Linked DNA regions of Homo sapiens: region 1 is linked to region 2. Evidence: chromatin loops called from intact Hi-C (ENCODE). Cell type or tissue: B cell. All regions are shown on one strand. Links, peaks and the distances in the headings refer to the core of each region. The heading gives the core; the rest is flanking DNA. Region 1 has its middle 23 kb from the start of GGTLC2. Region 2 has its middle 66 kb from the start of IGLL5.

Region 1 (5,377 bases), core at 185-5,184, 290 kb after region 2:
TTTCCCCAGTACTGAGGCAAAGCTCTTCTCACTGGTAAATCTCACCCACTTTAACTCGGGCCTTTCTTCATGGAGCGGAGGAACAGGCACTATTCTGATTGTGCATGTGTGTGCACATGGATGTGTGTGTGAGCTCTATGGAGTGTTTCCTCAAATGTCTTTGAATGGTTATTTTCTCTATCACAGAAGGTTTCCTCCCATGCACATGCTCATCGGTGCTCATGAATATCTGCAGACTCCAGAGTGCGCTCCCTGTGCAGCTCTCTCCTCTTTGATCCTCTTTCTTCTAGACAGTATTTGGTTTGTTTGTTAATTTGTGAACTCCCTGCAATCCTACTCTGAGAGGGAGAATTCATTGCAATAGGGTTTCAGGAAATTTTGTCAGAAAGAAAATTGTGAGAGGCATGACTGGGAATGTGTTACACCGGAGCGCTCAGCAAGAGACACTTCGTGGTTATTTTAAATGAAAACATGGCATTAAAATCTAGGGACCAGGCAGGCATTGCACCTGAACCACACTGTGAAGGGGGAACATCACTGGGAGAGCAGTTCTCTGCAGCTCAGTGGCATTTTCCAGTGGGGAACAGCTGTGACAAGTCACGGTCTCCCACACAGCCTTGTTTGGATGCTGGATGCATGAGTCCTGAAAATGGCACCTAGATGGAGACACTGCAATGGGCACTGGCCATGATTCTTCAGATCAGGATACCATGAGAGTGGGGGCTGGAGCATCTCAATAATACACGGGGAACTCAGAGGAATAACCCAGGGCATTTGGGCCACAGAGTAGTGGCACTGCCCTAGGTTCAGTCACCACACAAGGAAATACTGGGACCATCACCACTCAATAGATGTCTCCCACTGACTGTACTTCCATTCAAGTCATTTTTCCCCAAGTCACACTCCAGCCCAGAAAACACCAGGACCTACTGGACCTGCCAACCCCGAATTTATTATTGATCCACCTTCTGTAGGGCCTCCGTAGAGATCTGGAAGGAAGGAGGCCTCAGAGTCTCTGATCTGGGTGTACTGGGCCAGACCTGTTCGTGGCTTTGTCCACAGTCCTCCTGGGGCTGGAGGAAGAAGGTGACACAGATGGCAAGGGGTTTGTGTCTCATTTCTCCATCTGCCTGTGTCACTGTGAGATTGTTGTCAGCCGCAGAGTAACAGTAATAGTCAGCCTCATCCTCAACCTGGGCCCCGCTGATGGTCAAGGTGACTGTGGTCCCTGAGCTGGAGCCGGAGAATCGCTCAGGGATCCCTGAGGGCCGCTCACTGTCTTTATAAATCACCAGCACAGGGGCCTGGCCTGGCTTCTGCTGGAACCACCGAGCATATTTTTTTGCCAGTACATCTCCTGAGCAGGTGATCCTGGCTGTCTGTCCCGGAGACACTGACACTGAGGATGGCTGTGTCAGCTCATAGGAGGCCACAGAGACTGCAAGAAAAGACAGGAGAGGGGGCTTGAGGACAAAGGACGCATTGCCAGGAATCCCCCCCAGAGGCAGTGGCAGGGCTTTGCTCAGGATTCAGGTCAGGCTCAACTTGGGGTCTGTGGAGACTGAGCCTAGGGGCAGCACCTGTGCAGAGAATGAGGAGGGGGAGCAGGAGAGGGATCCAGGCCATGGTGAGACATTCAGAGCTCTGCCTCCTGAGCCTACAGCACAGCTGGGCTCCCCAGGCCTCTCTTATTCCCTCTCCAGCTTTTGGGGGCAGTCAGTGTTTGGCGTTTATGCAAATTTACATCCTCTGCGACTCCTCCTGGAGAGATGTCACTCAAACCAGCTGTGAGGGCAGCACAGGCAACAGGAGGAAGAAGCAGGGTCTCAGATTAGAAAATCAGCTGCAGCCTTCAAGCCCTGTGATCACAGTCACCTTTCTGGGAATTAATCTCATGACCACTGTCCCAAACCTCGCTGACCTGGGGTCTGTCCTGGGCCAGGCTCAGCAGAGCTGTGGACCTTCCAGGAGGTTGGCCATGGGCTGAGCTGGGCTCTGCGGAGAGATCTTGCTGACACCTGACTCAGCAGCAGGTGGCCCAGGGACCCATGATCTTCCTCCCCCTGGTCCCTCAGACTCAGTCCCCTCTTGTTCATTTCATCTAAATGCTGTGCTGTGTCATTGGGACACTTGCTGATTATTCAGTGGGAATAGTTGGGTCATTTAAGCAACCACACACCCCTGTGGAGTCAACAGGGCCTCTGGTCTCATTTCAGCCATGGTGCTGCTCCTGCTACATCACCCCTCATTGCCACAAGAGATTAGCAATTGGCACCCTCAGCTCGTCTGTTATTTATGTATGTTTTTCTCATCAATGTTTTATGTAAACTTGCAAAAAGCAGGAGAAAACCACACTGGACTGAAAATCTAACTTCAGGCCCCATGGTCTCTGAAGGGGTCCCAGGGTCATGGTCTCTGCACAGCATGTGAGCTCCAGAGGGTGGGTGGTCCCTGGTTGCCCCAGCCAGGTTCCTGGTCACTCCAGTCAGATCCCTGGTCAGTGTCCTGTCACTGAGTGTGGACAGCCCCATGGTCAGAGCTGAGGCAGGTGAGAAGCCCTGTCCCTCTGAAGAGTGTCTCCTTAAGGATGCTGGGGATGCCCCATGAAGGGATCAGGATCCCAAATGCTTCACCCCACCCACCCGAGACTCCCCTGAGCACAGGAGTTTCCCCCTGAGTCAGAGTCCGCCTGGAGCTGGAAGGTGAGGCAGAAGGAAGTGAGGTATGGTGTATCTGGAAGTGCCCAGGACAGAGGGCTCAGCTCCCCAGGTTGCTGCTGGACTGAGAGGGACAAGGCCCTGAGAGTGGCAGGAGGCTCAGACAGCCATCCTGGGTGAAGAACCCGGGCCCTGGGAGCCCCGTCACCTCACGCTGTGCCCCCTCCTAGAGCACCTCAACCTTGGGATGTCTCCAAAGAAATCCCCTTCCTGAGTAAGCTGCCCCAGTTGACACCTGGTCCCAGCCTCCTCCAGCTGCATTTCCCAGGTGAGGCCTTCACTGTGCCGGGCTTCTGTCAGTGTCCTGGGGTGACACTGTATGAGTCTGACCCTCAGAGAATGGTCACTGCAGCCTGAGGGGATAGGATGAACTGCACTCACTTTCAGTCTGAAGACTGATTCTTGGACACCTGTTGAACGCCAGGCTGGCCTTCTCTTTGCCCCAGCTGGGCAGCCCCAGCCTTAATCCTGACTGCTCCTGGCTGCAGCTCTGCTGCCCCCAGCTGGTGGAGGAGACTCAGCCCAGGAGCTTTTTTCTTCCACGTGCCTCCACAGCACCTGTCACCTCAGAAGTTGAGGACCAGACAGTCCAGCCCCATTCTGTGCAGGGTGACCCAATCTGCCCTGCCCAGCCCAGCACAGAGAGTTCGCACACGCAGGGTAGGAAGTTGGGGCTATAGAAGTGTCTCAGGGTTGAAATGCCCTCCTCTAGTGGTTTTGTTCAGTCCGGACTAATTAGAGTGAGTCAACTGAAGCTCTTCTGCAAAGCTTTCAAAGTCCAGAGAGATGCATGTGCCATCCTACAGGGACCCAGGCTTTCTATGTACTTAGGCATCAAACTGGTGCACCTCCCACCCAATAAGAGCAGCTGTGATTCACTGTGATTTCCTGATGTTCCAGGCACTGCAGCTTAGTTGTGAGCTAACATCACCATCATCGGCACCATGAAAACATGAAATTATGTTTATCTTTATTTTATTCAACACCTCTCAGAGTTTGTACGGAGAGGATTTCTACACTAGCCTAGTCTGCCTTCCTGATGAAGCTGGGAATCTCCTGCTTATTCTCAGCTAGGGACCGCTGTTCCCACCATACAGAAAGCAAGCTCTTTTGAGCCCCTGTCTTGGAATCCCTGCAGAGAAAAGACAAGAAGTTCCACGTCTGAAACCCACTGAAGCCCATTAAATGACATCCCCTCAGCAGGCTTTAATTTACATGACTTTCATTGTTTTTCTGTCTTTTAATTTTGAATGAAGAAAAGAGCTTCCTCAGTTCAGTATAAGCCTCCTCACTTCACAGCAGGTAACACTGAGGCCAAAAGAGACTAAGTGGCTCAGGAGAACAGAGAGCAGTGGGGGCAAGTCCAGGAGCTGATCCAGGTGTCCTGAGTTCTGAACCTGGGCCCTTTCTGGTGGAGATTAACCAGGGTGGGGAAGGAGGGGGCATGAGGGTCAGGCAGGCAGCAGGGCTGTGTCCTGTGGACACACTGCCATCCCCCATCATGGCCTGCCCATCCTGAGAAGCCCATTTCAGCCTGCAGAAAGTGGGGGCTGTACCACAGGCTAGAGCTGGAGAATCTGTGGGGACTGGGGCCTGCTTTGGATGCAGGGCCTGGCCTGGCTCCTGCTGGTTCTCTCTGCACTGTTGCCTGCTCCACTGTCTCCTGAGCAGGTGGGGGACAGGTGTCTTATGGCTAACAGGTGTCTCATGACCCCACACCTTAGGTTAAAGAGATGTTGGGGCTCATTCTCAGGATCCCATCTCCTGAAGCATCACCTGGGCTGAGCTCAGGGTCAGGAATAGGCTTAGGGTCCTGTGGGGGCTTAGCCTGGGGCAGTGTCTGTGGAAAGAGTGAGGAGAGGTAGCAGGTGATGGACCAAGGCCGGGGAGAAACATCCAGGAGCTTTGTCTCTGGAACCCATAGCTGAGCCTGGCTCCCCTCATATTCCCAAAAGTTCCCACGAAAATGCTCCCTTCATCGCGCTGGACTGCAGAGAACTTGGCAGGCTTCAGTGTAGGCTTCGTGGATTTGGTTCATATGGAATTATTCTTCTTCTCATATCTCACATGGAAGTGACTGTCACTGCTTATTTGAACAATCTTGAAGGAAAGACAGGAATCCCAACAGCCCTGGTGTCAGGACACAAGTCAGGAATCTCAGGAGGGTTTTGGTCTTACTTCCTCATCACTTGGGATGTGTGGGACAGCAATAGTGATCAGTGTCACTGCTGGGATCCCAGGGAGTCTCAAAGAAGCTCACTGGCCAGACTTGGAGCCTGAGAATCAATCTTATGTCCACTGTGGAAAATGTTGCTGCTTGTATATGAACTGCAGTAATAATCAGCCTCGTCCTCAGCCTGGAGCCCAGAGATGGTCATGGAGGCCATGTTGCCAGAGCTGGGAGCCAGAGAAGTGATCAGAGACTCCAGAGAGCCTATAACTGACTTCATAAATCATGTGCCTGGGTGCTGCTGGCACCAGGAGACATAGTTATAATGCCCAACGTCACTGCTGGTTCCAGTGCAGGAGATGGTGACCGACTGTCCAGGAGACCCGGGTACTGAGTGAGGCTGAGTCAGGGCAGACTGAGCCCGAGAGCCCGGAAAAAGGAAAAAACACACTCTAGTGAGTCAGTGCTGGGCCCAGGTGAGCCTGAGGAG
Region 2 (5,377 bases), core at 60-5,059:
GTGGTGGTGTGTGCATGTAGTCCCGGCTACTCAGGAGGCTGAGGCAGGAGGATCACTTGAGCCCAGGAGTCTGAGATTGCAGGGAGCTATGGATGCACTGCTGCTCTCTAGCCTGGGTGATACAGGGAGACCCTGTCTCAAGAAAAGGAATACACTATGGAAAAGGAGGTGAACGTTCGGTGGTCAGCAGCCTGTTGCTGCCATAGGGGGTTTTAGTGGCCAAAGGCTAAGTGTAATGGCTTTGCTATTGCAGGGGCCACCCTCACTTCCCCGCCTATCCTACCATAGGCTGAGATATTTAGGCCACTGAGATTCTGCACACAAGTCTTACACACAGAATCAGAAGGAAATTGACCAAAGAAAGGCCCTGAGATGGTTGTCCAAATTCCAGGAGGAAGCGCTCATGGTGAACCAGTGCTCTGGTCACACTAGCTGAGTAACTCTTGTTCTAGGAGTGCTGTGGTGACTGCTTTGGGTTGAGGGACGCTTCTGATAATTCTCAACCAGGGGTAAGGCAAGGGGTCTGCAGGCAGGCAGTGGGAATGACTGCTGTACGAGGTCACTGCTTATTCCAACACCAGGAGCCATGCCACTCTACCCCAGCTGCCACAGGAAGGGAGACCTGCAGGCTGCCCATGTAGGAACTCCCCAGGCATTGAGTTTTTGCTGGAGTTGATGGGTCCCAGGGTTGGTTGAGGAAGAGGACAGGAACCTTTCGTGGGGGTGCTGGTGGGAGAAGAGGGGTGTTTCTTGTTTTCCCATACTCTAGGCCCTTCTCTACATGGTCTGGGATTTGCTTGACTTTGCCACCAGATGTCGCTGTCTACTTGTACAGAAGCACGGGGAGGCGACTACAGCCTGCCCAGAACTGAGAATTAAGAAACAGGGTTGCAAAAAGCCCAGTGGTGTCCCGCAACTGGCTTGCACCAGCTCAGGAGAGCTGATGATTTAAGAGCATCTCTTCCCAACTCTGTGTTCAGTGGGGCACCTTGGTAGCTTGAAATCAGCCATGGTGGGATTATTTATACCATGGAAATGGGCAAATGCTACAAATTAGGACTCCCACCGCCCTTGCTACTCTGTTAGTTGTTAAACTTTTCCCAGCACACCAGTGGGCACAGTGACCATTTAATGACAAGGATTGGGAAACTAAGGCTCAGGCAGTTTATTGAATTAGTCACATAACTGGAAAAGAACTCTGTGTGTGAAGCGCTGTGTTAGAGAAAACAAGAGTGAACAAGTCCTTTTCGTCTGCCCAGTCACAGGAGGGAGACTCAATATCTAACTGCAGTGGAGGACTGCCCTGGTGTCTGGCCCACGCATGCTGCCTGCCTGGGTTAGTTGAGAGCTGTAAAGGAGGGTTGTAGTAAGAGCTGCGTGGTGCAAATGGAAAAGTCTGCTGATATCAAGTGTGGTAAAGAGTTAGAGAAACAGAACCCACACATTGCTAGTAGGGTGTAAATTCATCAGCCACATTAGAGGGCAGTAAAACTGAAAATGTGCATTCCTCCTGATCCAGCAGTCCTGCCTCTGGGTATTATCTGGAAGATCTTATTTGCTAATTCCTGCATTACTTGTGGTAGCAAAAAGCTGGAAACAGCCTAAATGCTGTTTAGTCGATATATATATATATATATAAATGTATCACTATATATGTGGTGGTACATATCTATAAAGAGCCTAAATGTGTAATATATAGATGTGCCACACTATCTATTTATAGTGTGTAGAAAGTATATATAGTATATATGTATATATAGTATATATATGTAGCGATACATATACATATATACACACACATATATATATGGCCTAAAAGCCTAATATATAAATGTACACTATATATATATATATATATATATATATATATATATATATATATATATATATGGCTTCTGTGCGGAATAAAAAGAAAGGACAGCAGGGAAACAGGAAAGCACCTTCTCGCCGCGGTGGCCTCGCAGCTTCCCCCAGGTGCTCTCTTTTGGCAAAGCCTAACATTGCAGCGGCGGGCAAAGGAGGGCGCTGTTTACCAGCCGGCTTCCTAGAGCTTGCGAGAAAGGGGCAATTTGCAGCTAGAACATTCCGCTGATAACTGGCAGAGTTCACCCGCTTTCCTACTTAGCTTCCGTATTTATCTTTCTACACACATTTGAACTTCTGAGGAACCAAAAAACAACTCTGTTTCCGTCTAATAAGAAGCAGTTATCCTTTATATGAACGAAATTCTCACCCTCTCCTCCAAGCGAGATGCAGGCTCCCAAGAGCCACTGCATCCACAGCTAACTATATTAGTTTATCTTCATCTTTAGTCACAATTTCACTGAATACTCTGCTAACAACTCATAATAAGAAAAGATAAATGGTTAATAACTCCAAATACATACATATACCACACATGACAAGCAAAGTAAAAAAATGTGCTTTTTTACTTGGTCATGAATAGAATTACCAGATAAAATATAGGATGTCCAAACAGTGAATGCATTTTTAAGCATAAATATGTCCCCAATATTGCATAGGACATACAAATAGTACTTTTAGTAATACTATTTGTTGTTTATCTGAAGTTACTATCTCACTGGACGTCTGTATTTTCGTTTACTAAACCTGGTAAACCCTAGTTATGAGCCACAGATGCTATCTGTGACTTCTTTTGTCCACTACCCATTTGATATTTCCCTGTTCCACAGCTAGAACCTCAGCTGGTTACAGATCTTTATCTGGTGGGAAGATCTAAACCTTCATTCTTGAAGGGTCTGAGTAGGCAGAAGTACTAAGATGATGAGTACTCGGGGTTCTAGGTGAAGTCCTTCTTGCCCCCACTATGTGACACAGCAGCCCAATTTCCCCTCGTTAGCACCAATCAGTCCTTCCAGTAAAGTTGCCCCCGTTTCTGACTGTTAGTTCCAACTCAATGGAGCCATTGTGGTGTCCCCTGGGAGAGGCATTATATTCTTGGGAACTAAGATCTTCAAAGCAGCAGAGCTCAAATGTTCGGATAGCAAGCAAACCTTATTTGAGCGTATTAGGAGGATTATTTGTGGAAGAAGCCACTCTCACTTCTATCCATCTATTCTCAGACCCATGTACTGTGGCTCCTGGGGAGACTGTGTGTATTAACCATGCTCTTTTATTTTCTGTTTTCTGATGATCTGACATCTGGGGCCTTGCTGACCCTGGGGCACTGCCCCTTGCAGGGTTAGCTAATTCTTAGAGATGGCAAACAGTGAGCCTTTCTTGTGCAAACCAACCAATCCAGAACCCATACCCTGAAGCACTTTTTTTTTTTTTTTTTTGAGACAGAGTCTCGCTCTGTCACCCAGGCTAGAGTGCAGTGGCACGACCTTGGCTCACTGCAAGCTCTGCCTCCTGGGTTCATGCCATTCTCCTGTCTCAGCCTCCTGAGTAGCTGGGACTACAGGCACCCGCCATCATGCCCAGCTAATTTTTTGTATTTTTAGTAGAGACAGGGTTTCACCATGTTAGTCAGGGTGGTCTCGATCTCCTGACCTTGTGATCCACCCGCCTTGGCCTCCCAAAGTGCTGGGATTACAGGTGTGAGCCACCGCGCCCGGCCCTGAAGCACTTTCTTTCCTGGGCTCTCACAGGCTGGGCTGCTATCCACCTGCCCTCATCACTCCAAGACCAGGTACCAGACAAGTAGGTATCTAGTTGTTCCTGTGCTCCAGAGCCCACCAAAATTATTCAAACTAGCCAATCCTAAACCTGCTTACCTTGCCTCCCCTGTTCCTTCCCAGTGGAAACCACAATAGAGGTTCTTGCCTGTTTTCTCCCCCTCCCCTCTGCCTCCTGACCAATGCTGCTGCTTCTCTGTGTGGCCCTGTGTGGCGTGGTTTGTTCCCTTTTCTTGAGATCTGTGAGTATAACAAATCTTTTCTTTATACCAGTCATTTCCTTGTCTGCATGTCTTACCATACCTGATTTAAAAATATCCCAGGCACCGTTAAAACACTGTCACTTGATGGTCTTGAGTCAAAGCATAGACTGTACCCTTAAGATAGGACCTCCATATTTCAGGGTGCCATCTCTCAAGTCGTGCCACAACTGAGTCTTCAGTAAGTCACTCCACTTTTAGTCTGGCCGTGCCTGGGCATGGGTATGTAGTAAGAGCAGTTAATTCCATGCTGCATTTCCTTTGCAGTGGAATCAGTTCCCTGATTAGACACAGCACTGTGGGGAATGACACGATGGTGGCCAGGGATCTCAGGAGTCCAGGGTTGGTGATGCTGGAAGAAGCATTACAAGCAGGGATGGCAAATCCATATCCAGAATTTGTGCCCCTTCCATGGTAGAAGAGATCAATGGAATTAATCTGCCAGCAGGAGGCTGGCTGGCCCCCGACATTAATGATATATAAGGGTCTTGGTGTTGGTCTCTGCCCTTGACAGATTGGCCACTTTTGTCAGTGGTAGCCAGGTCAACCTTAGGAAGAGGGAGATTTTCTGCCTTAGGCCATTTAGTGTTATTATAACAAAATAACCAAGGCTGGGTAATTTATAAATAAAAGCCATTTATTTGGCTTATGATTCTGGTGGCTGGAAGGTCCAAGGTTGGGCAGCTACATCTGGTCAGGACCTCAGGCTTTTTCAGCTGATGGCAGAAGATGGAAGGGGAGCAGGCAAAGTGACCATATGGAGGGAGAGGAAGCAAGAGAGAGAAACTAAGGAAGCCAGACTCTCTTATTTAACAACTTGCTCTCGAGGGAAGTAAGCCATTCCTGTGAGACCAATAACTCACTCCCAGGAAAGGCATTAATCTATTCACAATGGATCTGCTCCCATGACCCAAATATCTCCCATGAAGTCCCACCTCCCAACGTTGCCACAACGGGGACTAAATTTCAACATGCATTTTGGAGGGGAAAAACCACATCCAAGCCATAGCAGCCATGCTCATGAGGTAATGCACAGCCTCTACGTGTGCCACCATGACTGTCCCCTCTGTCCACAAGCCCACTGGGCAAATACTGGGATGGCTGGGGAATGAGGTTGACTGACATCTATGGAATGTGTCATTTTGTCCACCTGATTATCGAGGCCTCTTCTGCAGAGAGTGTTCATGTGCCATGTGGTCAGCATTCATATGCAATGCTGGTGTCTGCTCATAGTGTCCATAATGAGGGGCCCATCCCTATGCCTCTTCCCACCCTTCCTTGTCATTAATTTTCAAATCTGATCATTGATCCTTCTGAGTCCCTGACCAACCAGCCAAACCTCTAGCAACTCCTCATGAGTCACCATCATCTGTGTTATTTGCCATCTCTCAATCCAGACCAAGTTGCCAGCGAAATACCCCCATCAGTCTCCAGCCCCTGGGCAAGCCAACCTTCCCTGTGTCATTCAGGGCAGCTCGA

Evidence for each region. Hi-C counts contacts between places; a loop is a spot of excess contacts. Peaks named below come from ENCODE experiments on the same cell type or tissue, not always from the same donor. Only the 100,000 strongest peaks of a DNase experiment are listed, where the experiment ranks them.
Region 1: a loop joins it to region 2, with 14 times the contacts of the local background. A loop is called at or near these places in 1 of 110 quality-filtered maps.

What each region holds. Positions count from the first base shown.
Region 1 is chr22:22,664,575-22,669,951 of GRCh38, reverse strand. It overlaps IGL, the pseudogene IGLV2-28 and IGLV3-27. Among named protein-coding and RNA genes, the nearest start is that of GGTLC2, 23 kb to the right of the region's middle. RefSeq lists a silencer at 2,908-3,087. In B cell, for the core only: a CTCF peak has its summit at 3,216 (motif pointing left); DNase peaks (open chromatin) are centred at 1,765 and 3,211.
Region 2 is chr22:22,951,538-22,956,914 of GRCh38, reverse strand. No RefSeq gene overlaps it. Among named protein-coding and RNA genes, the nearest start is that of IGLL5, 66 kb to the right of the region's middle. RefSeq lists an enhancer at 2,054-2,203. In B cell, for the core only: CTCF peaks have their summits at 600, 799 (motif pointing right) and 2,007; DNase peaks (open chromatin) are centred at 824, 2,024, 2,904 and 3,884; H3K4me3 peaks cover 375 bases; H3K27ac peaks cover 1,600 bases.